Regions from separate parts of the Homo sapiens genome. Here regions 1, 2, 4, 5, 6 and 7 are each linked to region 3. The links are chromatin contacts, found by Hi-C or POLR2A ChIA-PET in ENCODE. All regions are on one chromosome and are shown on one strand. The core of a region is the stretch at or near the end of the contact, and the rest is flanking DNA. Distances in the headings are between cores, read along the strand shown. Region 1 holds the start of POLR3B (RNA polymerase III subunit B). Region 2 holds the start of TCP11L2 (t-complex 11 like 2). Region 3 holds the start of SLC25A3 (solute carrier family 25 member 3). Region 4 holds the start of HCFC2 (host cell factor C2). Region 5 holds the start of SOCS2-AS1 (SOCS2 antisense RNA 1). Region 6 holds the start of WASHC4 (WASH complex subunit 4). Region 7 holds the start of BTG1 (BTG anti-proliferation factor 1).

Region 1 (3,710 bases), core at 822-3,321, 7.8 Mb before region 3:
TTCTAATGCAAGGCTATTTACTTAACATCTTTGGGCCTCTCTGGCAAAATGGGGGTGAAAATAGTACTTATTTCAGAGGATTAAATAACATAATGCATGTTATGGTTAAACAGAACCTGGCACATTAGCAAGTGCTCAGTGAATGCTGGCTCTTTGATATTCACTTTTCACGGTTAAAATACAGTTTTGCAGCCGGGCACGGTGGCTCACGCTTGTAATCCCAGCACGTTGGGAGGCCGAGGCGGTGGATCACGAGGTCAGGAGTTCGAGACCAGCATGGCCAACACAGTGAAACCCCGTCTCTACTAAAAATACAAAAATTAGCTGGCGGTGATGGTGGGCGCCTGTAATCCCAGCTACTTGGGAGGCTGAGGCAGGAGAATTGCTTGAACCCGGGAGGCAGAGGTTGCAGTCAGCCGAGATTACACCACTGCACTCCAGCCTGGGCGACAGAGCTAGACTCCGTCTCAAAAAAAAAAAAAAAAAATAGTTTTGCCTGATGATCAGCAGCCTATTGCATGCACTTATAGACTGAATCTGTTGGAACTGCTAATTCAACTTCCTTAACTTGTCAAACTATTATAAAGAGGTTTTGTTTTGTTTTCCTTGAGACAAGGTCTCAGTCACCCAGGCTGGAGTGCAGCAGCACAATTACGGCTCACTGCAGCCTCGACCTTCCAGGCTCAAGTGATCCTTCCACCTCAGCCTCCTGAGTTGCTGGGACAAGTGCACGCCACCACACCCAGCTAATTTTTGTATTATTTGTAGAAACAGGGTTTTGCCATGTCGCCCAAGCTGTTCTCAAACTCTTGAGCCCAAGTGATCCGCCCGCCTTGGCCTCCCAAACTACTGGTATTACAGGCCACCACGCCTAGCCAAGGAGGTTCTTATAATCCGATAGACTTACTGATCATGTCACTTTCCTGCTTAAACCCTTCAAAAGCTCTGCTCCAAGACAAAGTCCAAGCTCTGTCAGATGTTTATTGAAACTTTTCATAATCAAGACCCTTACTTAACCCTGTCTTTTATCTCTTCTCCTCTATTTTTCTTCACTCTAATACTACTGGATTTACTTTCCTTCCTCAAAAACATCCAATGGTCTTGCCGAGGAGGTTTCAAGTATCCTGTTCTCTTTCCCTGAAATCTCTCCTTTGCTATCTTCTCCGGCCACGTCTCCACTTCCCTATTCCACGTCAGTGTAGATTTTGAGGCTCAGAGAGATTACAAAATGTGCCTTATCAGATAACAAAATATGTCGACAGCCGCACTTCACTGGGCAGCTCGCTGTGGGGCAGCTGTCCTTAACTTCCGAGAAGCTGATGAAAGCTGTGGAGTCTCTCCCCCAGAAAACACACAGGCAAATTCTTTAGTAAATATTGAGGGCGTTTAAAATTCCCCTGCAACCCAAACTGGAACTTCAAGTTAAAAGGAAAGATGACTAGCTTGGAATTCAGACGATCTGGTTTTACCCCCACAGCCGGCTGTGGTGCCTCATGCAAATGGCCTGAGCTCCCTGGCCCCGTGTCCTCTGTAAGACTGCAAACATGCAATACGTCCCCCACAGTAAGTGCGAGGGTCAGTCCTCCCCACGCACACCTATGCTGGAAGAGCTCCAACCCTAGAGCCAGCAGCGGGGCTTCTCGGCCCCCGCAGCGGCTGACAGCTCCTCTGGGATCAGCCTTCACTCGCGCACGCGGAGGCCGGCTCTGGAAAAAAGACTCGCAAGCGCGACGCTCTGGGCATGCGCAGAAGCCCGGCGCATGCGCACAAACCGCCAGCCCGCCCCCTTGGCGGCCCGAGCACTCCGGGCAACGCCCCCTCAGGGCGCATCCTTGTCCCTGACGCTCCCTGCGTGCCTGGCACTGACCTCTACAGTCGGGATCGGCGCCGCCAGCTGCTCCGGAGTCAGGTTCCCAAACTCCTCCGCTAGCACGTCCATGCTGCTCACGAAGGAGGAAGAAACAGATAGAACCTCCGCGCCCGCCTTCCCTGCACCAAGCAAACTGCAAGACTCCCGGCGAACGGTGCGCGGAGGCCTAAACTGTCCCCGCCGTGCGTGTTAGCTAGAGACGCGGTAGAAAGGTTCCGCCCGCTCCCTGCCCGAATCTGCGGTGGAACCCGGATGTGGCCGAGGCCGAGTAAGGAAAGTACGCCCTCTGGTGTAGCTCGGAGGTCTGGCGCAGGGAATCCTAAGCCCCAGCTGTCAGGTTTCTTGCCAATTCTCTGGTAATTGAGACCAGCAAAACATAGTGGTTGTCATTTTAAAAGTAATCCGAAGAAAAGTGTAAACGCATAATTTACGCAACTTGAACCACTGAGGCAGAGAATTATTTAATGTAGTCCAAAATTCTATGCATTGTTTAGTATGGAAGAGCAGGAAACGTCCCAAATGCCTACCAATAGAAGATTGATTAAATAAATGATGGTACATGCGTGTAATGGAAGAGTGTTGAAAATTCTCAAAAGCACTAGATGGAAGATGTAGGAGTAAATACCCAGCGCATGGAGAAATTTAATATGAAAAGATGACATTTACGTTAGTAGGGGAAGGATGGCCTGTCCAGTAAATAATGTTTGAAGAGCTGATTACCCATTTGGGGAAAAAATACATGTAAGTGAATCTTTTGTGGATTAAATATTGAAATGTTAACAAAAACTTAGAAGAAAATGTAAGTGCAGATATTCATAACATTGAGATGTTGAAGACTTTCAAGACGGCAACAGTCAAATCATAAAGGATTTTATAATCTAAACACGATTTTATGATTCCACGGAAAATTTTTAATTTTCTGAACAGATTTTAAAAAATCACCAACAAATAGAATTAATAAAAAATAAATTGGCAGAAGACAAAGGGCTGGTCTCTCTAATTTAAAATGAGCTCATACAAATCAACAGAAAGAAAAATCCTATTAGAAAAAACAAGGCAAAATGCACCAATTAATTAATGGGTACGGAGTTTCGGTTTGGGAAGATGCAAAAGTTCTGTAAATGGAGAATGGTGATGGTTGCACAACAGTGTGAATGTATTTAATGCTGCTGACCTGTACATCATTTTAAAGGGTTAAAATGCTAAGTTTTATGTATATTTTACAACGATAAGAAAAGTTATGAAAATTTGTAAGTACATATATGCTTTCCAATTTCTCCCTCATAAAGGTAGAACCCTTGCACCAGGTTAATTATTCTTATTTACTAAAGAGCTACTTAAATTTCAGTACTTGTATTTTCTTTTTTTTTTTTTTTTTTTTTTTTTTTGAGACGGAGTCTCGCTCTGTCGCCCAGGTGGGACTGCGGACTGCAGTGGCGCAATCTCGGCTCACTGCAAGCTCCGCTTCCCGGGTTCACGCCATTCTCCTGCCTCAGCCTCCCGAGTAGCTGGGATTACAGGCGTGAGCCACCGCGCCCGGCCGTATTTTCTAAGTATTGCACTGATATCTGAAATACGAGAAGAATGGAAAAAACACCAAAAGTAGAATCAACCCTGCCTTTGAAGTTCTTACAATTTACTTATTACAGAGACAAGATACAACTTGTGTCTCATCATTGTGCATTACCAGATTGCAACCAATTTAGCATCTAGCCTAGAAGGGACTGTGAAAGTGATTTATAGATGGCAGAGGATCTCAAGGTTGGCTCAAGTGTGTTGGTTGTCTGTGCCAAAGTCTTCTTTGCTTTCCATTATCAAGGTGATTCTCCGACTTTAGGGT
Region 2 (3,723 bases), core at 1,156-3,655, 7.7 Mb before region 3:
TGTAGAGGCACAACTCAAATCCAGGAAGCGGATCCCTAAAACCCATGCTCTCTACCACTCCAGTTTGGCTGGAGAAAATTTGGTGTGCTGCTCATTCTTTCCACTCCCACTCTGCCAAATCCATCTACCCATCACCCTGTGGACACTTGCACATGTGGTAGCAAGCTGATCTTATCCTGGTATGGCTGCTCAAGTGCTATTCTGTGAAGGGCATCACTGAAGGAGTACGTCACCCAAAACAATTCTTCACCACCCCGCTACAGTGACAGAAAATCCTCTAGGAGGGAGCCATTCTTTATGCACCGCAAAATCCCTAGTTAGACCCCACGTATTAGCAAAAAGGTTAACTGCTTACAGTCATAAACATTTTGGAGTGAAATATTCAGATTACCCAGCAGGGCCTTGAGGAATTGAACCCATCCAGTTAAGGTTAGCTCACGCAAAAAAGAAATTTCAAGAAACTTCTAGTGTGTACCATCCTTCAACACTAGATCGAGGTCAGCTGCAAGGACAAGCCTTCACATATGTGTAGTAAAGGGAAGGGAGTCAGAGGACTAAGTCTGGGCTCTAAAGAAAAAAATTGCAGATGATGTGAAAAATTTCCATCTTCTGCAAAATGCTGCTTTAGAATCAGTCTTAAATAGCAGCACTAAAGTTATTCATCCACAGCAAAGCAAAAACCATAGAGCAGAGGGATAGGGGCCCATACCATTCATCTAGACAATACTGGTCTTCATCAAGTTAGAACCAACAAAGAGCTAGATAAAAGCCAACAAGCCAGTCACTGTCCACAAAGCAGATGTTCACGTTACACGTGGCATTACAGCATCAGGGAGAAGGATTCCTGGCACTTTTCACATTTGAAAGCACTCCTCCCACACTTGCTGGTCTGTTTTGTTTTAATACCTGTGCTTCCCCCTCTGGGGCCCTCAACCTCTCACAAAATGGCATTGAAGCTGCTTCCACACATGACTGGGTATCTTCGGCCCTGGGCCTCTTCAAATCAGGCAACTTCCACTGGCTGTCAGGGTGATGCATGAAATCCCTAGAGAAGAGAGGAAAAGGACCACGGCAGGGAGCCTCCTCAAGTGGGAACCACTGAGATTAACTCATTATCCGTTGGCAGGTAAGAAGAGCAAAGTCCCTGACTGGGCTGGTGACCATGGGTGCTGAGACACCCACTGGGGACAAGGACAACTTGTCCAGTTTCTTCACAGTTAAGGTAGCAGGACAACCATCTAAGATTTCCCAAACTTAAGTCGTTTGAGTGCCACTCTTCATGACTATTTCTACGTCTCCCTCCTTACCTTTACTATAATTTAGTAACCGCGTCTCTATCTTGACTAGATTTTTGCATTTAAATATATTTATTTTAAAAGGAAACTCTATCATTGTGAAACTGCTTACTTAATGGAACAGATTTTCTTAATAGTAACGAAAACAAGTAACTATGTTCATCCATATGCCACCTCAAATCATTGCTATTACCCCCAGTGGTGCCACCTACAGTAGCAGCTTTGGGAAGCACAAGCAACACCTGAGGGTTCAGCGTTCGAGCCCAGGCCCAATCGGCTTTTCTCCACCTCTTCCCCTTAACCAAAGGTCCCGGCAAGGGGACGCAGCAGCAGTCTGCACGACCTCACCCACGTCCTCTGGCCGCCCCTCCCCTCCAGCAGCACCAGGTTTCCTGTCAAAACAAACCCTTGGGGGAGGGGACGGCGGAGGCAGAGCTGAGTGCCGGGGAAACCACGGCAACAAATCCCAAACACACGCTGCCGGGCCCGCCCTGCCTCTACCCTGGCTCAGTTCCCTACTCCAGCCCGGCCGAGGAGTGTGGGGGAAGGGGGTGCCCTGGGCCCCTGATGGCGGGATGCCGCTGGTACCTGTCCAGCAGGATTTAAACAGCGGCGAAGCGGCCTCCGAGGCCCGAAGTCCGTGTCCACCCCGACACGCGGGGCGGCCACTCGGTGCCCCGCTCCCCGCTCCCACGCGGGACGGCAGTTCGAGGTCAAACAAGGGGACGCGGAGTGGGAAGACATGAACTAGGAGCCGAGCTTGATGGCCCCTGACCCCGCCTTCCCAGGATGGAGTTCCGAGATAGGGCAGGGGAGCCTTCGGGCTGCAGCGGTGTCCCCTCCGTTGGACCTGGCCGGTCACCTCCGAGCCGGCAACGCCTCCCCCGTGATGGATACGCACCGGGTCCAGCACGTAGACAAGAGGAGAACGGCGACGGAGTGACCCCGGGTCAGGGCTCTCTGGGCGTCCCCTCACCGAGCACAGCACAGTCACCTCGAAAACTCACCAGCCCAACAAACCCCCCCAGCCCCAGTGTCCCCCCCAACGCGGTATTTAAAGGGCCCTGAGGGACTCTAGGGAGGCAGCCACGGCGCGGCCATCACAAAACCGGATAGCGGGGGGACGACGGCGCGACGGGGCAAGGGGATCCAGGGCCCTTCAGTCTCCGAAAGCCGAGCGCTCACAGACTGAACCTATTAGAGAAACAGTCTTCGTCAGTTTGAACCAGAGAGGCCGAGAACAGCTCGGATGGGAGGGTGTTTCGGATGCGAGAGGGCACGGTTCCCCCGCGCGGCGAGTGGTGCGGTCCGGGCTGCCGGGGGCGGGGTGAGAAGTGTTTACGGAACTGAGGCCGCCGAGCCGACGGGAGCGCCCGGCGTTGGGGGCGGGGCCTGCCAGGGCACTGGGGGCGGGGCCGAGTGGGGGAGCGGGGGCTGAGCGGGGGCTGAGCGGGGGCTGAGCGGGGGCTGAGCGGGGGCTGAGCGGGGGCTGAGCGGGGGCTGAGCGGGGGCTGAGCGGGGGGAGCGGGGGCTGAGCGGGGCTCTGGGGAGGTGGGCGAAGCCGCGGGCCAAGCCTCCAGTGGAGTGCCGGACAGATCCCCTGGGCTTCCAGGCGCACTGGCGTGGACCACACTGCGAGCTCCCGGCCGCGCGTGGAACATTGAGTGCCCGCACACCCCTGTCTAGACGGGGCAATCGGAACTGGGTGCCCACCAACACACTGTCCACACTTACAGAGACAACCCAACCAACAACGCTGCTGGTGGGCTTTCCCACGCACGTCAGCCACTAACCGGGTCATCTCCAGTTGCGTCTACACCTCCACATAAACACGGGTCTAGATTTGCACCTGCACGGGACGATTAGCTCCTTGGAGTCACACCCATCCAGGCCCTCTGAAGACTTGGCGTGCGTGCAAAAGATAAAGCGTCTTACTTCCTCTAGGGTTCTTGGCAGCACCTATCTCCGGGAGAAGTTTCCACCTTGGTTAATGTAAATAACCAGTCCCAGGAGGGCTCTGTGCCGTCTGGCCTGCTGCTCAGCTCCTGCTGTGGGCGTGCTTGAGGGTGTAGAGAAACAAGCTTCCCCCAACTGTTCACATCAAAACTATGCCTTCTGCCAGGTGTAAATCGGTGCTGTATTACTTGGGAAATAGTTTCATGCAGGAACTACTTACATGAAGTTTGTATAGACTAAAGTATTTCTGTTTAGTGCCGAAATTATGTCTGGATTGTGGAGGCAGATTGGCCACCACCGTTCAAAAACAACAACAACAAACAACAGGCAACATTTTAAAGCAGGGTAGAAAGTCAGTTGTTCAGTGGTTACAACACAGACTCCTCTATGGTTCCAGTCCTGGCTCTGACATTCACTATCCATGAGATCTTGGTCTCTGGGGATAACAATGATAGCTATTTCCTTGGGTTAT
Region 3 (3,987 bases), core at 260-2,759:
TTTCTACATTAACGGCTTTTACAATTAAAGTCAAACTTCAAATTATTAACCACTGGTAAGAGCACACTTCAGAGTACAAACGAAACTCAGAAAGATCACTCGACATGTAAAAGGCTTGCAAACAACTTCAAAGTTTATCCCAGCCACTAACCAATACTATCCCCACTTAAGAACTCCTGTAACATAAAAACGGATACGCACAAATTCCTGCAGTCAAATACATTTAATACACAAATAATGTTAGCTTTAACTTTTAAACTGAACGACAGATAGTGTAAATAAGGACTCTATCCATACTAAAGACAACAGAAGCACATGAATGATTTAAAGAAAAAAATCTTTCGATTTTACAGGCACAAGGTAGATAACATTCTTAGGACTCCTACAATTCGGTTTTCAGGTTTCTCTGTATGTACATACTTCACTAGGATTTAAAACACACACAACTAAGTTAAAGCTGGGCCCAACCACCAAGAATCCCAAGAGATAATCACACCAAAGGGACGCCCACCAATTATCTCCTTTCTATTGCCTATGTAGGGCTGCAAGCTGCCTCCTCCAGTCGCACGAAAACAGGACATCTAGTTATCTCATATACAATTAAGTGCAAAAATGACTGACCTGGCGTCGACAAATATAAAACTTAGGAAAGGACTATTTTTAAGAAAACTAAGGGCAAATCAAAGGACAGGTAATATAGTTAGTAGAACTGTGGGTGGTCAGTAGTTTCGGGAGGAGAGTTTACCCAGTACTTAGTTTGCTGACCAAGCGAGCTCACGGCGGAGAAAGAGCTAGTCACGGCCTCTCTTCCCTCGGGCACACGGAGGTCACGAAGGGACACAGGGCCTCAGCGCTTCCACGCCCTTGAGGGAAGGCCAAGGATCTGACACCCGCCTATGGTGGAAAAGGCCGATACCCCAGGGCAAGCAACTGGGCGCCGTCCTACGGTGCAGCGGGCTGGACTCGTCCTTCCCTGTCCTCCAAGCCGGGTCCAGGCCTCAAAGGCTGGGCGGCCCACAAGTAGACCACACGACTGTATTGGGCAGGGTCTGATCTCACCTTCCACGGCGGCGGCTGCCAGGTTGCGAGGGCGGCGGGGCTGGCCCGTGGGCCCTGGGGAGCTGCTGCGGAGGTCCCCGAGACCATCGTGCACCAGCTGCAGATGTGGCGTGTTGAAGGGGTTCGCCCGCGCCAGGTGCGCCACGGACGAGAACATCTTTCTAGGGGAGGAGGGAGCGACGGTTAGAGGACAGGCAAGGCGCCGGTTAACGTTACCGGCGCCCTGGAACCCCAACCGGGGCCTTTTCCTTCCCGTCTCCACGCCCTTGAAGAGGTCACGGCGGCCTTCGAAAGAGGCTGCTCCCGGCTGGGCCCACCGCCAAAGCAGCGGCCCCACAGGAGCTCTGGGCTCCGCTCCCCACACCCGCCACAGGAGAAGGCCCGGCCACACTCACTCCCTAAGATGGCGATCACACAACCACTCCCTTGGAAAGGTTGCGGCTCACAGAGGCCGGACGTCCTCCGGGTCCTAAGATGTGTGCCCTTCGCGCGTCGTCGGCGTGACGCACACAGCGCGCCACTGCAAGTACGCGTCGCCCATTGGTGGAGAAGAGCGCCGAGCCCGTAGCGTCATCGCGTTCTCCTAGCAACCTTATTCCCGCCCCTGCCCGCCCCAGCTCTTCCGCCCGGCTTGTGCGCGGGAGGATTCGTTCTGCGCAGGCGCGCGTTCCGGGTCTATATTTTTTGAGAGGGGTCGGGCTCGAGCTCTTACCCTGCTCGCTTTGTCCCTTCACCTTCAGGTGTCTCTCCTTGACCACGGGCTTCAGTTCGCTTCACTTAAGTGAATCACAGTATCTAGTAGTCACTTAAAAAACAAAACAAAACGCGAATGCTTGATAATATATTTAGGTGTTGGAGTTACAACATCACTGCAGTACTTTGTGTCACAACTTCTGCCATTACAGTACTTTTTAAAATAAGTTCCATCCATTGACATTAAACATAGGTATGTCTGTATTTTTCATCAGACTCCTGGAGAATATTTTAAAAAGAAATGTGCAGCAAGAAGTCTTACGACAGCTTGCCGCGTTATCACAGTAATCTACAGAACACGTTGAAACATTGAACTCCTGAGATGTTACAGCGATGAACTACTGAAAGTGACTGATAGCAGATTGTGCGTGTGTGTGGTTAATACATTTAGGAAGCTTTCATTAGATTCAGCTCAACAGGGAGGGGCGTAGTTTAGTTGGGGAGAGTTTAATAGGGATTCAACCTGTTAGACTTCTGACTCTTATATTTTCCAAGCTCTTGACAAAGTAACCTTGGGAATTTACTTCATCTCTGTGTACCTGTTCCCTAGATGTAAGATAGGGGTGGGACTGGCCTCATAGGTTCACACTGGTACAGTCACACATGGCCTTACACTTCATTTAATGCTCTGCTGTCATTTTGATTTTTTTTTTTTTTCTTTTGAGATGGAGTCTTGCTCTGTCGCCCAGGCTGGAGTGCAGTGGGGCGATCTCAGCTCACCGCAACCTCCGCCTCCCGGGTTCAAGCGATTCTCCTGTCTCAGCCCCCGGAGTAGCTGGGACTACAGGCGTGCACAACCACGCCCGGCTAAGTTTTCTATTTTTAGTAGAGACAGAGTTTCGTCACGTTGGCCAGTCTGGTCTCGAACTCCTGAGCTCAGGTGATCCGCCCACCTCGGCCTCCCAATGTGCTGGGATTACAGGCCTGAGCCACCATGCCCGGCTTGAAATTCTTAATACATGTATGAACAAGGGGCCACGCTTTTTTTAGTTTGCACTGGACCCTGCAAATCAGGTGTCTGGTTCTGGATGGGAGTAATACTTACCTTGCAGAGTCTATGAGAACTCAATGAGATAATGTCTAAAAGTCTACAGAAGATGTTACCTAAAAAAAGTTAGCATTGGCCGGGCGAGGTGGCTCACGCCTGTAATCCCAGCACTTTGGGAGGCCGAGGCGGGCAGATCACGGGGTCAGGAGATCGAGACCATCCTGGCTAACACGGTGAAACCCCGTCTCTACTAAAAATACAAAAAATTAGCCGGGCGAGGTGGCGGGCGCCTGTAGTCCCAGCTACTGAGGAGACTGAGGCAGGAGAATGGCGTGAACCCAGGAGGCAGAGCTTGCAGTGAGCCGAGATCATGCCACTGCACTCCAGCCTGGGCGACAGAGCAAGACTCCGTCTCAAAAAAAAAAAAAAACAAAAAAACAAAAGTTAGCATTGAGGCTGCGGCATCACGGCACTCTCTAAGCAACCCTATCCCAGACCCAGCCCTTCTGGCCCAACTAAAGTCCTACAGTCCCAGGAAGAATTCCAGAGTGGAGGGCACAGGAAGGGAAGTAGTGACAGATAAAGTTAAAAAAGTACACTAGCACCTGATTGTCCAGGGCCTCACATACCAGACTGAGGAGTCTGATCTTATGTAGACAGAGGTAGTCACTGAAGGGTCTGGACTTTCTCTCTCTCTTTTTTGGTTAATTCAACTTTATGGTGCTTTTCTAATTTAAAAATCCTTTGTCATGAAAAAGTCAAATATTATGTAAAAATATATGACTGTAGTGAATCTTCCTATTCCCTTCCCCCAGCACCGGGTAATACCGTGACCCTTTGCTGCACATTTTTTCAGCTGGAACAGCTGGTACCCTTCACCATGGGGCTGCACATGCTCGTGGCCCAGAACTCACAGAAGTTGATCTAGAAGATACAGTGGTAACTGAAGGAGCTGCAGGCCCAGCTCCTACCCCATGTGGGAGCTGGTGACCTTCAGAATGTAATGACTGTTGCTCCACTTCTGCCTTCCAAACTGCACACATTTCTCTTATAGCTAGCCCTAACCCAAAACTATGCAGGGAAAGGAATCTAGGAAATGTGGTTCTAGCCTAGCTAAGTTGACATGGTAAAAAAAACACCACTGGGCTTTGCAGGCACCGCTGCTGCCAGGAGCCCTGTGCTATCAG
Region 4 (3,808 bases), core at 3-2,502, 5.5 Mb before region 3:
TGTGAGGCTTAAAAAGGTTTGGTAACTTTAGCGCTGATCCTGGGCAACCGGCAGAGCAAGATTCAAATCAGGTCTAATTTGTTCCAAAGCCAGGGATTTTACACTAAGACCAAAGTGTCAGTAACTTTTTACCTTCATATGCTGGGGCGCTGGGAGGAGGAGAGGGTGAAAAAAATAAAACTTCTCAGACTCCACTATTTTGTTAACCTTCAAATTATTCCTGTGATTAAGTTGTTTGATCAAAGAAAAGTTATCGGTCATGAAGTAGACCCAAAATTCCATCACTGTCTTTACACCAAACAGATTTCTTGTGACAGCCTGAGCATTTACAAGGGGAAAAAAAAATTAAATCCAGTTTCCTTTCTATTCCACAGAGGTCCTCAAAGATAGGGGCTCCCTGCCCAGGGGCACTTGTGATCTGCAGTGGTGCTCAAGTTATGACAGTCCTCTTTCCGAGGGCCAGTCCAGAAGGGCGTCCACACCGAGTATGCAGACACAAGGCCGCCTCACCACGTCCCCGCCGCTTTAGAGCGCGGCTCACGGAGGGGCTCTTGACCGTTACCTGCCAAACACCGGGTTGTATTTGAGGCGAGAGTGCCAGAAGGCCTCTCGTTTTCCCTCCTCACCCCCTAGATGGTCTTCCTCCTAAGGAAGGAAGGCAGGCAAAGACGGGAAAGGCCCTAAGGAACTTTGGTTTGGAGTGGGTTTTGTTTTTTGACAGAGGCGAGATTTCGGGGAGTGGCCCAGGCGGTTGGACATGGTCTTCTGTCGCCTGCGTCCGCCTGTCGGGCTGGGGTGGGGGCGTCCGGGATCCCCCGCCTGAAGGCCGGTGCGCCCCGCTCGGGGTCCGTTGCGCCCCAAGGGCCCCGGAGATCCTGAGCTGCGGTCCGGGACAGAGCTGCCGGACCCGGGCTGCCCGGCTGAGCCGCGCTCCCCGCCGCCCGCCCAAGGAAGCAGTGACCGGGCGGTGACAGCTGTCAGGGCCGCGGCCGCCGCCTCGCCTCCCCTCCCCCTCCGCAGCTCCAGCAGGCGGGGCCGACGAGCCGCCGCCGCGCCTACCCGTGTTGTAGACGTGCAGCTCATCCGCGATGCCCTCATTTCCCCCTCCAAAGATGATCATCAGCTCCCGGATGGCCACCGCTCGGTGTCCGTGCCGGGCGCGGGGGACCGGCCCCGTGAAGGAAGAAACTCGCCTCCAGTTGAGGAGGCTGGGAGCCGCCATCTTCCCAACCCCCGCCCCTCTGCCCACAATGCACCGCTCCCGCCTCAACCGGCTGCTCCCTGGGGAGGGCGGGGACCCGCCTCCAGCTGTGCTGGGGTCACGTGGCCGCGGGCGCCGGCGGCCAGGCTGGAGGCCCGCGGGCAGTGGAGAGACGCTGGGGAAGGGGGGTCCTGACAGGGGAGCCCCGCCCCCACCCCAGGCGACTTGGCCAGCGGCCACCCGGAGCAACGCACCTTAGGGTGGAAGGACGCTTCCCACTGACCACGTCTCCCATCCCCACCCAGAGCCTCCCGTTCGGTATTTTGGGAAGAAGCCACAGCATCTTCCTTTACGTCCACTTTAATTGAGCATCTAGGATGTGTGGGCGAGGCAGTCTCACAAGCAACGTGAGAGAAGCTCGGGTAGAGGTTCGAAGAGCTGGGAGCGCAGGGCGGGGACCTCGCACGGGAGGGTGCGGGCGGGAGCCTGCCTCGCGAGCCCGGGCCACGGCGGCTGCTCCCGACCGTGACTGGGACCCGGGCAGGGAAGGTCGCTACAAAGCCTGCCGGGCGAACCGAAGGCAGCTTTGTGCGGAGCCATGCCAGGAAGCTTGGGAACCGTGAGCCACAAGAGGTATTTTTGGTTTGTTTGGCTTAAGCAGAGGAGAGATGGTTTTCTAGGTTTCTGTTTCATTGCTAGCTAACAAGTGAGGGCTGTCCACAGCCTGGCATGCCCTAAGTGCCTCATGTGTATTAACTCATGTAATCCATCCAGCAATCCAGTGTGGTGGCTCCTGTTATCTCCCTTTCATGGACGGGGAAATGAGGCACAGTGCAGTAAGGTAATTTTCTGATGGACACAAAGGAGAGGTGTTGAAAAAAAAGACTGGGGCCAGGATTCCAACACAGGGCTTCTGATTCCAGAACCCCCAAGCCCTTATATCATATACCATACTGCCTCTGATAGCAGTCATATCCAACCATTATACCATACTGCCTCTGGTAGCAGTCATACGCAACTCTTTATTTTTATTTATTTATTTTAGATAGGGTCTGGCTCTGTTGCCGGAATGCAGTGGCGCGATCAGAGCTCACTGCAAGCTCGAGCTCCTGGGCTCCAGTGATCCTCCTGCCTTGGCCTCCCAAAGTGCTGGAACTACAGGCATGAGCCACCGCACCCAGCCAATGCAACACTTAATAAGGCCTAGCTGCCCTGTGATTTGGTCCTACACATAATCACACAAGTCCATTAGGAATAAAACTGCACTGCATATGGGATTCATGCCAAATGAGTAGATTTTAGCCACTCTTGCCACAGAGACACAAAAAGGGTTGGTGGTAACTATATGAGATGATGGATATGTTAATATGCTTCACTATAGTAACCTTGTGACTGCCTGTTTCAGCTGTCCCCAACCTTTTTGGCACTAGGGACCGGTTTCATGGAAGACAATTTTTCCACGGACTTGGCAGGGGAGTGGGTGGTATGGACTTGGCAAGGGGATGGGGGCTATGGTTTTGGCATGAAACTGTTCCACCTCAGATCATCAGGCATAAGATTCTCATAGGGAGTACACAATTTAGATCCCTCCTATGGGCAGTTCACAGTAGGGTTCGAGCTCCTATGAGAATCTAATGCGCGGTTGATCTGACAGGAGGCAGAGCTCAGGAAGGTCATGGGGGTTCCGAACAGGCCGAGGACTGGTTGCTGGGGACTGGGGACCCCTGGTCTATATGATATCAACTTCATATTGTATATCTTAAATATCCACAATACAAGTTATTTTTTAAAATTTTAATTGAAAAAGGACTGGGCATGGTGACTCACACCTGTAATCCCAGCACTTTTGGAGGCTGAGACAGAAGGATCCACTGATCCCAGGAGTTTGAGACCAGCTCGGTCAAGATGGTGAGATCCCATCTCTATTTTTATTAAAGAGAGATAAATAAGAGATACAAGTCCAGTGGAAGAAAAAATTGAAAGCAATTTAAATCCCTACCTCAGATTCTCAAGAGGTACTCAAAGGAGAACACAGACACTGTATAGTAAATTTCCTAAAACTCTTTTTTCCTCTTATTTTACCATTTTCAATTTCTCTTATATGCCTCATTCACCCAACTCCCTTAAACCTCAGCATGCTTCTCCACCTTCTCATCTATCTAAGCTTTTTTTGAGAGATAACTCTCTATGTTTTAAAAAGGAATTCTCAGGACGGGTGCGGTGGCTCACACCTGTAATCCCAGCACTTTGAGAGGCCGAGGAGGGCAGATTACCTGAGGTCAGGAGTTCGAGACCAGCCTGGCCAACATGGTGAAACCCATCTCTACCAAAAATACAAAAATTAGCCGGGCGTGGTGGTGCATGCCTGTAATCCCAGCTACTTGGGAGGCTGAGGTAGGAGAATCACTTGAACCTGGGAGGCAGAGGTTGCAGTGAGCCAAGATGGTGCCATTGCACTCCAGCCTGGGCAACAAGAACAAAACTCAGTCTAAAAAACAAACAAACAAACAAAAACCCCAAAAGGAATTCTCACTATTTTTTTTAGCTTCTGCTTCTTAAATTCTCCCTCTCACTGAGTATTAACCCATTTTTTTTTTTTTTTTTGAG
Region 5 (4,249 bases), core at 1,204-3,703, 5.0 Mb after region 3:
CCGGGATACTTGCAATCTGCCGGTGCCTCCCCGGGAGGGAAAGCCCGTGGCCCACACGGAAAGACCGGAATCGCAAGCGAGAGAACTTTTCCCTCTCCCTCCCCCTGTTGCTACCAAAATTTCAACTGTGCCACAACTGTAAGCTTTTAGGATACGGATTTGGAAAGCCAGAATGATTTGCCAGATACTTTACTTTTTTTCTTTTTTCTTTTTTCAGATGCCTAGAGACAGCGTGCCGCGCGAATTGCCTGACTGTACTTGAAAGCGGCAGTACCCTGGGCGCGCCGACCATGGAAGCCGCGCTCGGCGGGGGCTTCGCAGCCTACTCTCGACGCCCGGGCAGCCGCCCTCGCGGCAGTGTCAGTCCCTGAACTTGGCCGCCAAGATCCTGGGCTGCAGCCGCAGCTCCGCCCGGGAGCCAGATGCTGCTGGGCCTGCGGGGCCCGCGGCACCGACTTGCTGATTGCACCCCGTGCAAAGGGAGGCGCCCGACGCTTTCCCCGGCCGGGGTTCGAGCCCGGGAGCCTAACCCTGAGCAGCTGCGGAAAACAGTAAATCTTCCAGCGTGCTAAGAAGCTATTTCCAAGAAGCTCTTCCCGCGCTCTGCGCTCCGCCAGGCCTGAGTCCCTGGAGAACCACTTTCCTTACGCATTCCCAAGGACCCAGGACCCTGCGAGCGTGCTCTCCGCGGTCCCTTGGAAGCAAGGGACGTATTTCCATCTTATTCTTTGCTTCCCACCTCGACCCCGCTTCCTAGCTGCTTCCTTGGGGAGGCGCTCCCTCCCGCACGCGTCGCGGCCGATCGGCTCCCTACCTGTCTGACCGAGCTCCCGCAGGGCCTTCGCCAGACGCGCCGCCTGCGGGGATGGCTCCTCCGCCGACCCCGCGGTCCCCCACTGGCTCCGCGTCCCTTCCCCGCCATTCCCGGAGGGCTCAAGGCACCGCAGGGTCATGAGAGAAGGGTCACCGCGGCAAAGACAGGTGGCCGCCCGAGCTGGGGTCAGAGAAGGGTTCGCGTCCTTCCTTGAAGTCAGTGCGAATCCCAAAACGAGTCCCTGCGGGGTGTCCGAAATGGTGGCAGAGAGAGAAGGGATGGGGCTCTTTCTCCCCAGATCCTGGAGGACGGATGACAAAGTCCCTCGCAGCCGCGGTCACCCACTGATCGCCTACAAAGAGAAAGCGGGAGGTTGGGTCAGTCCAAACTGGACCCCTGCGGCTGGGGTGGGGGTGGGGAAATAGACGTGGAAAATCCCAGGGACTCCTCCGCCTCTACGTTCCTGCACCATTTAACCCCAAGCTTCCAGTTAGCGCCCTGGCCCAGCTCTAGAGAAAAGATAAAGAGAGCAGAGATCCAAGATAAAGTTGGCTGAAGAGGTGGGGGGCGGAGGTCAGGAGGAGGGTGAACAGGGTGTCTTCCCGCCCAGGGTCACTAGCTGAAATCAAAGACTGGCGACCTAGGAAGAGCAAATAGTCACCTGCAGATCCAGTGGGAATAGGCCCTTGTCAAGGACAAGTAGAAAAAATTAAAAAGGAAAGAACAGGAGAGATTCCCCAAATTGGCATTCCGGTCTCACACCTGGCGCAGCCCGAGGGCCCCCAGGAAGAAGCACCCACACAAACTTGGTTCTCCGCCCTAAAGCGCTGCGGGGCCCCGAGGCACCAACCCGGGGTGCGGAGGTGCGGGAGCTGCCGCATCTCCGCCCGGGAGGCTCCTCGCTCCCCTCCCCCCGCTTCCTGGTGCCCGCTCTGGCGGGGTTGGGGGTGCCGCGGCGGTCGCTCCCGGACCAGGATGGCTGCGGTGGTTCTCGCCGCCGCGGGCGCTGTCGAGGAATCGGCCCGAGCGCGCAGCCCTCGCGGGGCTCCGAGGCGAGGCCGGGGCCGAGCGGGCGGTCGCGAGCGCTGCGGAAAATGCAAACCACCAACGCCGCGCTCTTACCTCGACCTCGGCCGCGGCCGCCGCCGCCGCCTCCGCACCAGGCAGCCTCCTCAGCGGACATGGGGCGGGGGGGTGGGGGGAAAAGGGGAGGTGGGAGGGGCCCGGGAGAGGAGGGGCGTCTGCCCTTGTTTCCCCCGTTAACGTTTAATTTGGGAACGAGATGCCCGGGGATGCAACCAGCCCCGCGCTCGGAGGCGGCGGTCGGAGTTCCGTGCGCAGAGGGCACACAAAAGCCTCGAGGATCATTGCCTCGACCCCATCCCCCACCGCGCGGCGACGCCCCCTACGGGCTGGGACACCTCCACTCTCGGACTGCTGCCGGGTTTCCCTCCGGCTGCGACCCTGGAGGTGGGAAGGAGAGAGGGAGGGAGGGAGGAAGGAGCGAGGGCGGGAGGCAGGCCGGTGGGGAGGAGCGGGAGATCAGGTTATTAGGAGGATTATTAATTTGAATGGCAGTTTAGGGGAAATAAAAAAAAGAAACTCCAGACACTTCCAGACGCCGAGAAGGGGCTGGAGAAAGCAGGCAGCAACGCTAGGCCGCGGGGCAGAGCCGCGGTTCGGACTCTCTCTTCCCCGGCGCTCCGAGCTGCGGAAGCCCAGGCCGTCCGCCGCTCCCCGGCGCACGCGGCCGCGCCTCGCCGCCCTCCCCGGTAACTCTCCTCGGGGCGGAGCCTTCGGGCTTCCCCCACTACCGGTACCTGCCGCGGGCGCCCGAGCTGCGGGCACGGGGTATCCTGAGGCTGTGCACCCGGGACCCCGGCGCGCACTGTCCGCGGGCCACGCGGTGAGGGTGGCTGCGGGCGAGAGGGCTCATGCTTCAGGGGAAGCCCAAGGCCCGCCAGCCGCGGCGGCTGCGACGAGACTTGGCAAGAGTTAAACGTCGGTCCCAGGAGCAGCGAGTGCGCGCGACTTCCCAGACCGACGCGCCTCCCTTGCTCCCCGCCTCCCTCCCCAGTCAGCGCTCCGCTCGCGCCCCGCCCGGCTGCTGCGGAGGCGGCTTTCCAGGAACTTTCCAGGAATCGGCCTCACGTGACCGCGGGCCCCGCTACTGCTTTAAAGAGGCTCGGTCGCAATACACAGGCTTCAGGGAAGACCGGGTGAGAGCGCTCGGGTGCAGGGCGGGCGGTGTGCACGCCGGGGTCGGCCTGCCTCTGGCCCCACACCCCGGGGTGCTCGGGCGCAAGCTAGAGATCTCCCCGGCCACCGGCTACAGCCAACCCCGTTTCGGCGGCCGGAGCCTGCCCCCTACCCGGGCCAGCTGAGCGCCCGGGTTCAGGGAAGGATAGCGATCCTTGGCCCTTGGCCTGCCACGGGGGTGGGTTCCTCTAAACATCCCGGCGGCGCCCCCTCGATGCGACCCTCCTGGCCGCACTTTTGCGGGGGGTGGGCGTGCAGGAGCGACTGTGGGTCCTCGGAAACCAGACTCTCCGGCTCTAAGACACATCGATGGCGTGGGGACGCCGTGCTCGTCCCGGTGCCCACGGCCGGGGACCGGAGGCGGTCCCCTTGATCAGGTCCTGGAAGGCAGCGAGCGGGAGAGCAGCGCCTCCTTAAGCGGCGCCGGCCGTCCTTAGTCCCCTCCCCCTGGCGCTCCGGCTCCTTGTCACCCGCACCCACCCGGCTCCTCCCTTCCTCCTCCCCTCTGCTCCAACGTCTCCGGTAGACCCGGCGGCCCGCCCGGGTCACCTGCGCCGGCTGCTAAGGGGGCGCCCTTACCTGCGCGCCCGGAAGGGGCTTGGTGACTGGCCTCGGTTCCCTCAGTCCGGAGAGTGTCTCTGCCATTCCCTGCAGGGCTGACGCCCCAGGGCTGGGATTCGGAAGGATCTCGGCACCTCTACCCTACCTGGGATTCTCACCTCCAACCCCGTTGGAGGCCCCCTGGCCTTAGTGGAAACTCATCTCCTTGTCTGCGCACCCGCCCCCGAAATATGACCTACTTGAAATGTGACCTACTTTTTAAAAGAAACCCTTAACAATCACGGGAAAACCGGATCCAAAATTTCGATAAGCATTTTTCTTTGAAATACTATTCTATTGCATCACTGCTCGAAAGCTTGAAAGGTCAATGGCCACTTTTAGTTGAGGCCGCGGCTATGGGAAGTTGGGCGAGGAAGGGGGAGGGGTGGGAGGGAGGCGCGTCTTGCAAACTTTGCCTGGTGCCCCCCCTGCCGGCTCTGGGAGGAAACGGGAACCAGCTCCCAACCTTGGGGTCTGCAGCCGGGGACCAATGGTTTTCTCAATAATTTTCCTGCTTTTGAGTACATAATTCTATGCAGATGATAAGCAGATGAGTCGGGGAGGGGGGCATTTCCC
Region 6 (4,117 bases), core at 1,452-3,951, 6.5 Mb before region 3:
ATGCCTATTCGTCAAAGTATTTCACGTTACACATAAAAATTCATTACTTGTTCCCAAAGGTAACAAATTCAACTCCAACTCAGTTTCTTTTATTGATATGAATAACTTTATTCAACCTTTGTCTTCTAAAAAAGGTAAAAATTTGCTCTCCTCAAATTAGCAATGTGAAGCAAGTAAGAGAAAGTGTGTTCTGACTCATGCTGTATTAAAGTATAAAGACCTAGCCCCCACTCTCCTTTATTCTTCAACCACATAAAGTTTTAAATCCGGTGAATCCATTTAGTTCATTAAGGTTTCTGTCTTATTATAGCATTAATCTAGGCAATTTTGGAAAACAATTAGTCTAGATATGATTCACAGACCAAAAATTAATGAACGCCAAGCACAGGGAGGTGTTCTCTTCCCTACAGCTTACATATAAGACTGCCCAGATTCTCAGAACCCCAAATAGTTGTCTTATTCTCAACTACACAGGAAATGACCAGTCAAAGCTGCATTTGACCAGCAAATGACTTCTTAAAGACAATGCTAGGCCGGGCATGGTGGCTCACCCCAACACTTTAGGAGGCCAAGGCCGGTGGGTCGCTTGAGACCAGGAGTTCAACATGGCAAAACCTTGTCTCTATCCCAATTTAAAAAGAAAAAATCAGCCAGCTACTAAGGAGGCTGAGGTAGGAAGATCACCTGAGCTCAGCTGGTCGAGGCTGCAGTGAGCCGTGGCGATGCCACGGCACTGGGCGACAGAGTGAGACCTTGTCTCGAAAAAAAAAAAAAAAAAAAAAGACAATGCTAGAGAAACACCACGCCAATAAATCACTCCTTTAGTATGTTCAGGGATTCACAAACAGGAAACAGAAAACCTAAAATAACATTAAAAGTTCCTTGCTGACAATAAACGGTTGTAAAATTGGTGAAAGTTAAAATAACAAAAGTTGAGATAAGAACTACATGGTAATTTTTTAAGAGTAAAAATTCCAAAAACCTACTTAACATGCTCATCTTTGTCAACAGACTGCACTCCTTGTTTTATCTTTTTATCCCTAATATCTAGCACAGCCACTGGTTGTAGAAAATATCTGTTGAGTGAATCAGACCATTCTACTCCAGGCTGAACCATTTTCAAACTCAATTAACATAACTCTATTCCAATTTTTTTTGAAGATACCAGTTCGTCATCTTTGTCCATAAAACATATATGACAAGGTACAGTTCACTTTATAACAATACAGAATCCCCTCCACAAAAAAAAATTAAAAGATTTTGTCATTATCTCCAAGGTTAATTTTTATGCTGCATAAGAGCTAATACCTTATTATCACCCAGGCTAGAGTGCAATGGCGCGATCTCGGCTCACTGCAACCTCCGCCTGCCGGGTTCAAGCGATTCTCCTGCCTCAGCCTCCCAAGTAGCTGGAATTACAGGCGCTCGCCACCAAGCCCAGCTATTTATTTTTTAGTAGAGACGGGGTTTCACCATGTTAGCCAGGCTGGTCTTGAACTCCTGACCTCAGGAATGTTTTGTGAAAAACTGCAACCCATCCTGGATGTAGCTCACTCTTCTCTGAGAGACTTGTAAAACCTAATTCATCTAACATTGTAGGCATTAGTCTCTCTTCGTAAATCAAGCAAAATTCATCCGGAATTTTTAAAAGCAACGTTCCACCTTTTGGGAAAACTATGAGGGAAAAAAAAAATCACAAACAGCATGCTCCAATCTCTCTTAGATCACTTACACAGATTACTATGACCAAAGATAAGAAGCAGATTGCCAACTTGTATTTATTTCAAGTAGAGTTTCACTACAATTAATTTGGCCTCAATATTTTACTGAAAGAAACACAATTTGTTTATTTCGGGATAGACTTCTAAGTTAAAATCAGACAATTCGATCTTGTGAAGCAAAATTTGAAGATTTGCTGTAATTTTTGAAGCCTTTATAACTGCGATGGAAACTGCAGAACATCACTGAAAAATATCACTTAGCATAAATAAAAGGCCTGGAAAATGATAAAATGACATTCACGTGTTTATTTTCGCAGGGTGAAAAGTTCTTTTTTCGCTCCCTTCTACGGTTATAGCAACGCGATGGGAAAGACACCCAAACTTGCAAAAGTTGATTTGGGAGGAAAAGAAGAAAAACAGGAAACCGAAACAGGAACCCAGACATCAGCGTCCTCCAGAGCTGAACGCTCAGAATCTGGCGAAATCCCCAAGAGGCCAGAGACAGAAGCAGCCTGGGATCCCGGGGCCGCTGGGCCTCCCGGGCGCGCCCCGCCCAAGCCCCGGGGCAGCTGAAGGGGGACGCCGCTCCCCGCGGGGCACCGCAGGCTCCCCAGGAGAGTCTCCGCCTCACACGCCGAGCCCTGAACGGGCAGCCTGACCCGCCGTGGCTGGGACCCCAACCCCGAAAGTAACGCTGGAGAGCGCGTCCCTCGCACACCCCAAGGGCTCTGAAGTGTCCCGCACCAGACGGCTGCGCAGCCGTCCCTCTCGCAGGAGCGCTGCCCAGCCCAGAACAGCGGCGGGCCGAAGGAGCGTCCACCCGCAGCCCTCGCCCTGCAGCTCCCTTACTCTGCGAGCCGTCGTCAACGCGGTCAAACTCCCAGTCCGGGGACAGAGTCTCCACCGCCATCACCCCGGCGCCTCCCACAGACACAGCCCCAACCAGCCCGTGCGGCGACGACGGCCTCACCCCAGCTACTGTCACAGCACGTGACTTCCGGCCCCGGCCCCGCCTCCGCTCGCGAGGGCCGGCCGGGCTCGTTGCCCCTGCGACCGCGGGGGCCCCTGGGAAAGCGAGTCCTCCGCCGTGGCCGAAGGCGGCCGCCATGGCGCCGGCAGTGCCAGCGGGCGTCTTGCGACCCGGCTCGGGCTTCGCCACCATTCACTGTGCTTCTCAAGCCACTTCGGCACTCTAATTTCGCCCTGCTCTCTCTAGACGATTTTTAATACCTGGGAAAGTTACTCCCCAGTCTAACCTAAAAAGGTAGAATTGATGGGGTGGGGAATTAACAGGAAGGCATGATCCTCGAGGATAACGCTGACCAGGCGCTTCTTCCAACAAGCCTGTTTCCCTCTCTGTCGCCACCGTAGGAGTTCCTACAGCTCTCCCGCACATTCTGTACGGATTGTTTTTTAGTCAAGACGTTCTGTGCGAGAGGAGAAGTTACTTTATGAACACCCTAACAGGGGATCTTACGACCTCTTCCCCGCTCTCCACTCAGTCCTTTTAAAAACGCGAGGCAGGATGAAGAACGCTATTGAAGTACATTCTAAAATGATCCCACCTGCAATTTGGATTTTTGGAGAATCGGGATCGGTGTAAAATTCTACATGCATACACGTATTTGCACAAGAATATTTATAGCAACGTGGTTTTTAATAGGAAACTATCTAAATGTTCATTACAAGTGAATTACATAAAGCTCAATACATCCATACTACGAATCACTGAAGAGCTGCTAAAATAGATGAAATATATTTATAATGGCATGAACAACCGACACAAGACAGTTGCAGAGTAATGTGTATTTGTGATTACATTTATGTTTTTAAGTTATACAAACGCGTATGTGCCTACGTGTATGTAAATTCATAGGAAGACAAATCAGAGGACGGTGGTTACCTGGGGAAAAGCATGTGTTGGTGAGTAACAGGATTTTCAAGTTTTGATGTGTCTACTTATGTGTTTTGAATCCTTAACAATGAGAATTTATTAGGGTTTTACTCTTGTAATCTTAAAAAGTACCGAAAAGAACTAATCAATGTAGGCAAAAGGTCTATTGAAGAGCATTCTTCTGAGGTCATTGGATCTGCCCTGAGTTAAATGTTTATTGAGTGCCCACTGGGTACCAGGCACCAGGCTAGATGCAGAAACTATAAAACATGTAAGAAAATTGCTTTCTGACCCTATGGCAGACTTAGTGGGCATTTCAGAAAGAAAAAAAAAATCTTGAAAAGAACAGGCATCCTTAGGGTCTAATGGCTGACAAACTTTTTTCCTGTACTTTCTGTGTGACCATGAGTTTGACTTTCCTGGATTCTTAACATTTGCATTAAATCACTGTAATTAATCTCCCAGCAGCTCATTGTGATAAATTGAACTTACAAGTCAGAAA
Region 7 (4,063 bases), core at 1,187-3,686, 6.4 Mb after region 3:
AAAAAATTTCATAAATTACTATCAAATTGCATGATAATAATAAAGTACTTGGGAGAGCCTTGGTAAACTTAGCACAACAACACAGAAAGCACCTTTGTAATTCAAAAGCTGTCCAGAAATACCTGCTTGTTTCCCAGATGGGAAGGGCCTGACTAAACTTCCAGAAAATGTGACTAAACATATATATGTCAGGAATTGAAAACTATTAGCAATGAACATTATGTACCATCTAAGGCTTACGTTTAAGACTAATGTTTATTTCCAGTTTTTTTCTGAGTACTCTGTAGATTCCCAAGTTAAAAATTACTGTAGTTTCTCAAATCAGTTTGTCTCCTAATGGGATGATTTAAGGTGGGAAACACACATATATAATTTGAAAAACTCAGTGCGGGAAGTAACTCTCCCTGAGTCTATGGGTTAAACTTTCTGTTAACCCTGTTCAACTGGTTTTATAAGGCTTTCAGAAGGGGTCCTGCTGCTGCTAGTGCAGGCAGTTAAAAATAGTATGGAGAACAAGGGCTTGGGGGAAGTCTGAGTCCAATCCTAGCATTTTGTTGATTTAATATTTCTGTTTTTTAGATGAGACAATTTAAGCACATGACCGAGAGGCCAAGTTGGAGACCAGGTTTAGAAGAGAAAAACTTTCACTTGACTCCTAATTTGTACTCAGTGACACATTAACGACAATGTAAGTGAAAGCAGGGAACTAAGGGTGGGTCAGGTTAGGTGGGAGACCAGGAGTTGTTATTCTAGTGTTATGGTAATTTCATGAATTTACTTTTGCTTCTCGATCTTCTTTTTGAGTAGTAAAAGAGGTTTCATGCCTCCAGTGAAATTACTATTTTTAAGCAGAGTTCTATCTGAAAAGTTCTATAAGAAAAAAAAAAACCACTCTTTAATTTTTTCACATGTAACTACTTAGTTATGTGTACTAATGAAAAAATAATCTAGAAGTTATTTTTTCAAATCGAGTTTTACATATTTTTTAAACAATAAAACGTTTTCTCCTGTTTTATAATGTCATTATTTTTGCTTCATTTCTATATCCTTTAGCTCAGTATTAAAAAGAAAAAAAAAACACTCAAAGTGGTGTGTTTTGCAATATTGATGATCAACTAAGGTCGGGATATTTATTTCCATCTGGTAGAGTTCAACTTCTGCCTCCTGTTTGCTTTCTCCATCTGCCTGCCTCCCTTCATCTTTCTTTTTTTCTTTTCCCCCTTCTCCTTAATGGAGTTGGGGTTAACCCTGTCTTAGGCCTAATCGTTTTAGCAGGCTCCCGCCTTCCTGTTACACTGGTTTTTAAGGTTGTTTTTTTTTTTTTTTGGTAGGGTTTCAAATAAACTTGAATGTCTACACTTAATACTTTCACAAGCTTCAAATTCTTTTTATTTTATTTTTATAAAGAGCAGGACTCAGGCTAGGACGGCATTTGGACTAGGTAAAAAAGAAAATCTTCAGTTTTGTGCACACAAGTTTTAAAATACATTGTACAGATTTTTTTTTTTTGGATACACACCACTCTTTACAGGATCCGCGTTATATCTGCTTTCAGTAACTGGCTCTCCTGTCCGCATCCAGTAAGGTTTCCACTCTTCTCTCCGTTGACTGCTGAAGTTACTGAAACAGCAACCACAAATGGCCTTACTAACCTACTTATTTTGCAATTAAACTTTTAAAAGATATCCCCCTACTCCTCCCCTAGGGTGGAACAGAAATGGCTCCGCGGCGTTGGCAGCTCGTCTGCGAGGGGACCCTGGCTCCCCGAGGCTGCAGTCCTTTTTCTTGGACAGAACGCCCCGCAGGACCGTTCCCTCCACTTTCCCCCGCACTAAGGCAGCGCACCGCCAGCACACACAGCGCTGGCGCCCGCATCGCGCCGCACCACACGCGTCTCCGGCTTGAGGAGCCAGTCACCGAGACCCGGAGCGGGAACGAGATGTAAACACGGAGTGGGGACATGCAGCCCGATCTGAGAAGGCGGCGTGAAGAGTAGACACAGCCTGCGCCAGGCGGTTCTTATTTACCCAGCACTTACACTCCAGGGCAAGCGGGCCCAGGCAGCGCACTCTTGGAGAAGGATGCACTGGCGCAGAGCCTGGACCTGCTGAAGCGGGAAGGAGGAGCTAGGGCTGGGGGCGGAGCTTTCACACGCGCACCCTCTGTTCCCTCCCTCCCTCCCTCGACACAAGCAACTGGGTCTCCAGCCGCCACTCCGGGTTTATTTGTTTACAAGCGGATTACGTCAGCTCCTCCCTCTCTTCCCTATCTCTGGACCCGCCTCCTGAACTCTTTTCCCGCCCCTTTCGGCTCCGAACCGGCTTGCGTCACAATGGTGCGATATTCGGATTGGCTGGAGTCGGCCATCACGCTCCAGCTACGCCACTTCCTTTTCGTGGCACTATAAAGGGTGCTGCACGGCGCTTGCATCTCTTCGCCTCTCGGAGCTGGAAATGCAGCTATTGAGATCTTCGAATGCTGCGGAGCTGGAGGCGGAGGCAGCTGGGGAGGTCCGAGCGATGTGACCAGGCCGCCATCGCTCGTCTCTTCCTCTCTCCTGCCGCCTCCTGTCTCGAAAATAACTTTTTTAGTCTAAAGAAAGAAAGACAAAAGTAGTCGTCCGCCCCTCACGCCCTCTCTTCCTCTCAGCCTTCCGCCCGGTGAGGAAGCCCGGGGTGGCTGCTCCGCCGTCGGGGCCGCGCCGCCGAGCCCCAGCCGCCCCGGGCCGCCCCCGCACGCCGCCCCCATGCATCCCTTCTACACCCGGGCCGCCACCATGATAGGCGAGATCGCCGCCGCCGTGTCCTTCATCTCCAAGTTTCTCCGCACCAAGGGGCTCACGAGCGAGCGACAGCTGCAGACCTTCAGCCAGAGCCTGCAGGAGCTGCTGGCAGGTGAGCAGGGCGAGGGCGTCGGAGGGACGCGGGCCCCACATCCCTGGGTCAGAGTCCGGCCGTCGGGGCTGCGGGAACCTCGGCAGCGCCCCGGGGCCGGTCGCGCTTGGGCCCCGCCGCGGGACCGGTGTGGTTGCGCTGGGTGGCCGCTAACAGCGGTTCCCCGCGAGGCTTTAGGGGCTGGACGGAGGGCGCCCCCTTCCCCCCAGCTGGCAAAACGGAGAGGAGAAGACAACACGCACAACAAAGAAACTTAAGCCCACCGAGGCGGGAGCTGCGGTCCGAGGACCGTCGGCGGATTTGGGGACAAAGGAGCCGTGGGGCTGGGGTGGGTTCGACGTCCCCTTTCCTCAGCCCCCTCCAACCGTTGCGTGGTCGGCGGCCCAGCCCCGGGGTGGGAAGCTGCGCCGCTGCCCCGGAGCCAGCTCAGAACGGACGTGCCGTCTCCCCGCGCCTCCTGCCCCTGCCCATTAATCATCGGATTTGTCACCGGCACAATTAACAGCCCTGCCCAGAGCGTGGTTTAGGGTTGCTTGTTTTTCTTCCCTTCGGGGTTAACAGTCCGGTGGCGCTTCTCATCTCCAAAGCCATCAACTCCATTGTGTGCATCTGGGGTGGGGTGGAGAAAGTAAACAGTTTCTCGCCTGGCCATAGGTGCCAGTGGCTTCCCGACTGGCCGAGGCTGCGCGCCTGATTCCTGTTTTGGCGGCTCAACCGGTTGGTTCCTGGAGATTGTTTTGTCCGGTACTACTGTGTTATTTCTAAAACCCTGCCCGCTTTTTCCATCCCCGCACATGCACAACAACGGATGCAATCCTGGACATTTTAAAAAGTTGATAGTTTTCATTTTCGCTCCTCAAAGGAGCCTGGGGTAGGAGGAATCCGCAGTGGGAGCTAACGATCCTAAGCGTTGTTTCTCTGTTCTTCTTTTCTTCTATAGAACATTATAAACATCACTGGTTCCCAGAAAAGCCATGCAAGGGATCGGGTTACCGTTGTATTCGCATCAACCATAAAATGGATCCTCTGATTGGACAGGCAGCACAGCGGATTGGACTGAGCAGTCAGGAGCTGTTCAGGCTTCTCCCAAGTGAACTCACACTCTGGGTTGACCCCTATGAAGTGTCCTACAGAATTGGAGAGGATGGCTCCATCTGTGTGCTGTATGA

What was found. A loop is a pair of places that touch in the nucleus more often than their neighbours do. ChIA-PET counts read pairs that join two places held with the same protein, here RNA polymerase II (POLR2A). Pooled maps may share reads with other maps.
Region 1: a loop to region 3 is called in a pooled map, with 11 times the contacts of the local background. The contact joins the promoter of POLR3B here to the promoter of SLC25A3 in region 3. A Hi-C loop is called at or near these places in 2 of 50 pooled maps.
Region 2: a pooled map shows a loop between it and region 3 (6-fold over the local background). The contact joins the promoter of TCP11L2 here to the promoter of SLC25A3 in region 3. A Hi-C loop is called at or near these places in 2 of 50 pooled maps.
Region 4: a loop to region 3 is called in a pooled map, with 14 times the contacts of the local background. The contact joins the promoter of HCFC2 here to the promoter of SLC25A3 in region 3. A Hi-C loop is called at or near these places in 3 of 50 pooled maps.
Region 5: a pooled map shows a loop between it and region 3 (23-fold over the local background). The contact joins the promoter of SOCS2-AS1 here to the promoter of SLC25A3 in region 3. A Hi-C loop is called at or near these places in 6 of 50 pooled maps.
Region 6: a pooled map shows a loop between it and region 3 (15-fold over the local background). The contact joins the promoter of WASHC4 here to the promoter of SLC25A3 in region 3. A Hi-C loop is called at or near these places in 7 of 50 pooled maps.
Region 7: a loop to region 3 is called in a pooled map, with 9 times the contacts of the local background. The contact joins the promoter of BTG1 here to the promoter of SLC25A3 in region 3. A Hi-C loop is called at or near these places in 6 of 50 pooled maps. POLR2A ChIA-PET finds 5 or more read pairs at or near these places in 2 of 52 experiments (activated CD4-positive, alpha-beta T cell and endothelial cell of umbilical vein).

The regions. Positions count from the first base shown.
Region 1 is chr12:106,356,109-106,359,818 of GRCh38, reverse strand. POLR3B (RNA polymerase III subunit B) reads right to left here and starts at 2,071. Exons shown (of 28, transcript NM_018082.6): 1 at 1,868-2,071. The coding sequence starts at 1,939.
Region 2 is chr12:106,301,415-106,305,137 of GRCh38, reverse strand. It overlaps TCP11L2 (t-complex 11 like 2), which reads right to left and starts at 2,405. Exons shown (of 10, transcript NM_152772.3): 1 at 2,197-2,405. RefSeq lists enhancers at 2,338-2,477, 2,488-2,567, 1,742-2,627 and a silencer at 2,648-2,767.
Region 3 is chr12:98,591,208-98,595,194 of GRCh38, reverse strand. It overlaps SLC25A3 (solute carrier family 25 member 3), which reads right to left and starts at 1,509. Exons shown (of 8, transcript NM_002635.4): 1 at 1,455-1,509; 2 at 1,060-1,220. The coding sequence starts at 1,216. It also overlaps the pseudogene PPIAP8. RefSeq lists enhancers at 470-1,094, 1,418-1,517, 1,095-1,719, 1,768-1,987.
Region 4 is chr12:104,061,975-104,065,782 of GRCh38, reverse strand. HCFC2 (host cell factor C2) reads right to left here and starts at 1,252. Exons shown (of 15, transcript NM_013320.3): 1 at 1,060-1,252. The coding sequence starts at 1,222. It also overlaps a transcript of GLT8D2 not described here. RefSeq lists silencers at 876-1,015, 1,236-1,405, 1,387-1,556, 1,566-1,725, a cis regulatory region at 3,133 and an enhancer at 3,049-3,218.
Region 5 is chr12:93,569,602-93,573,850 of GRCh38, reverse strand. SOCS2-AS1 (SOCS2 antisense RNA 1) reads left to right here and starts at 2,453. Exons shown (of 4, transcript NR_038263.1): 1 at 2,453-2,586. It overlaps SOCS2 (suppressor of cytokine signaling 2), which reads right to left and starts at 1,176. Exons shown (of 2, transcript NM_001270471.2): 1 at 815-1,176. The coding sequence starts at 953. RefSeq lists an enhancer at 373-512 and silencers at 1,730-2,039, 2,050-2,099, 2,460-2,739, 3,110-3,299, 3,360-3,409.
Region 6 is chr12:105,106,315-105,110,431 of GRCh38, reverse strand. WASHC4 (WASH complex subunit 4) reads right to left here and starts at 2,701. Exons shown (of 33, transcript NM_015275.3): 1 at 2,571-2,701. The coding sequence starts at 2,631. It overlaps LOC414300 (a long non-coding RNA gene), which reads left to right and starts at 2,790. Exons shown (of 2, transcript NR_121211.1): 1 at 2,790-3,644. RefSeq lists enhancers at 435-594, 2,433-2,592 and silencers at 2,153-2,402, 2,613-2,892.
Region 7 is chr12:92,144,219-92,148,281 of GRCh38, reverse strand. It overlaps BTG1 (BTG anti-proliferation factor 1), which reads left to right and starts at 2,436. Exons shown (of 2, transcript NM_001731.3): 1 at 2,436-2,894; 2 at 3,835-4,063. The coding sequence starts at 2,747. It overlaps BTG1-DT (BTG1 divergent transcript), which reads right to left and starts at 2,197. Exons shown (of 3, transcript NR_135036.1): 1 at 2,039-2,197; 2 at 1,520-1,620. RefSeq lists enhancers at 1,785-2,084, 2,919-3,455, 3,415-3,464, 3,725-3,774, 3,795-4,034 and a silencer at 2,675-2,994.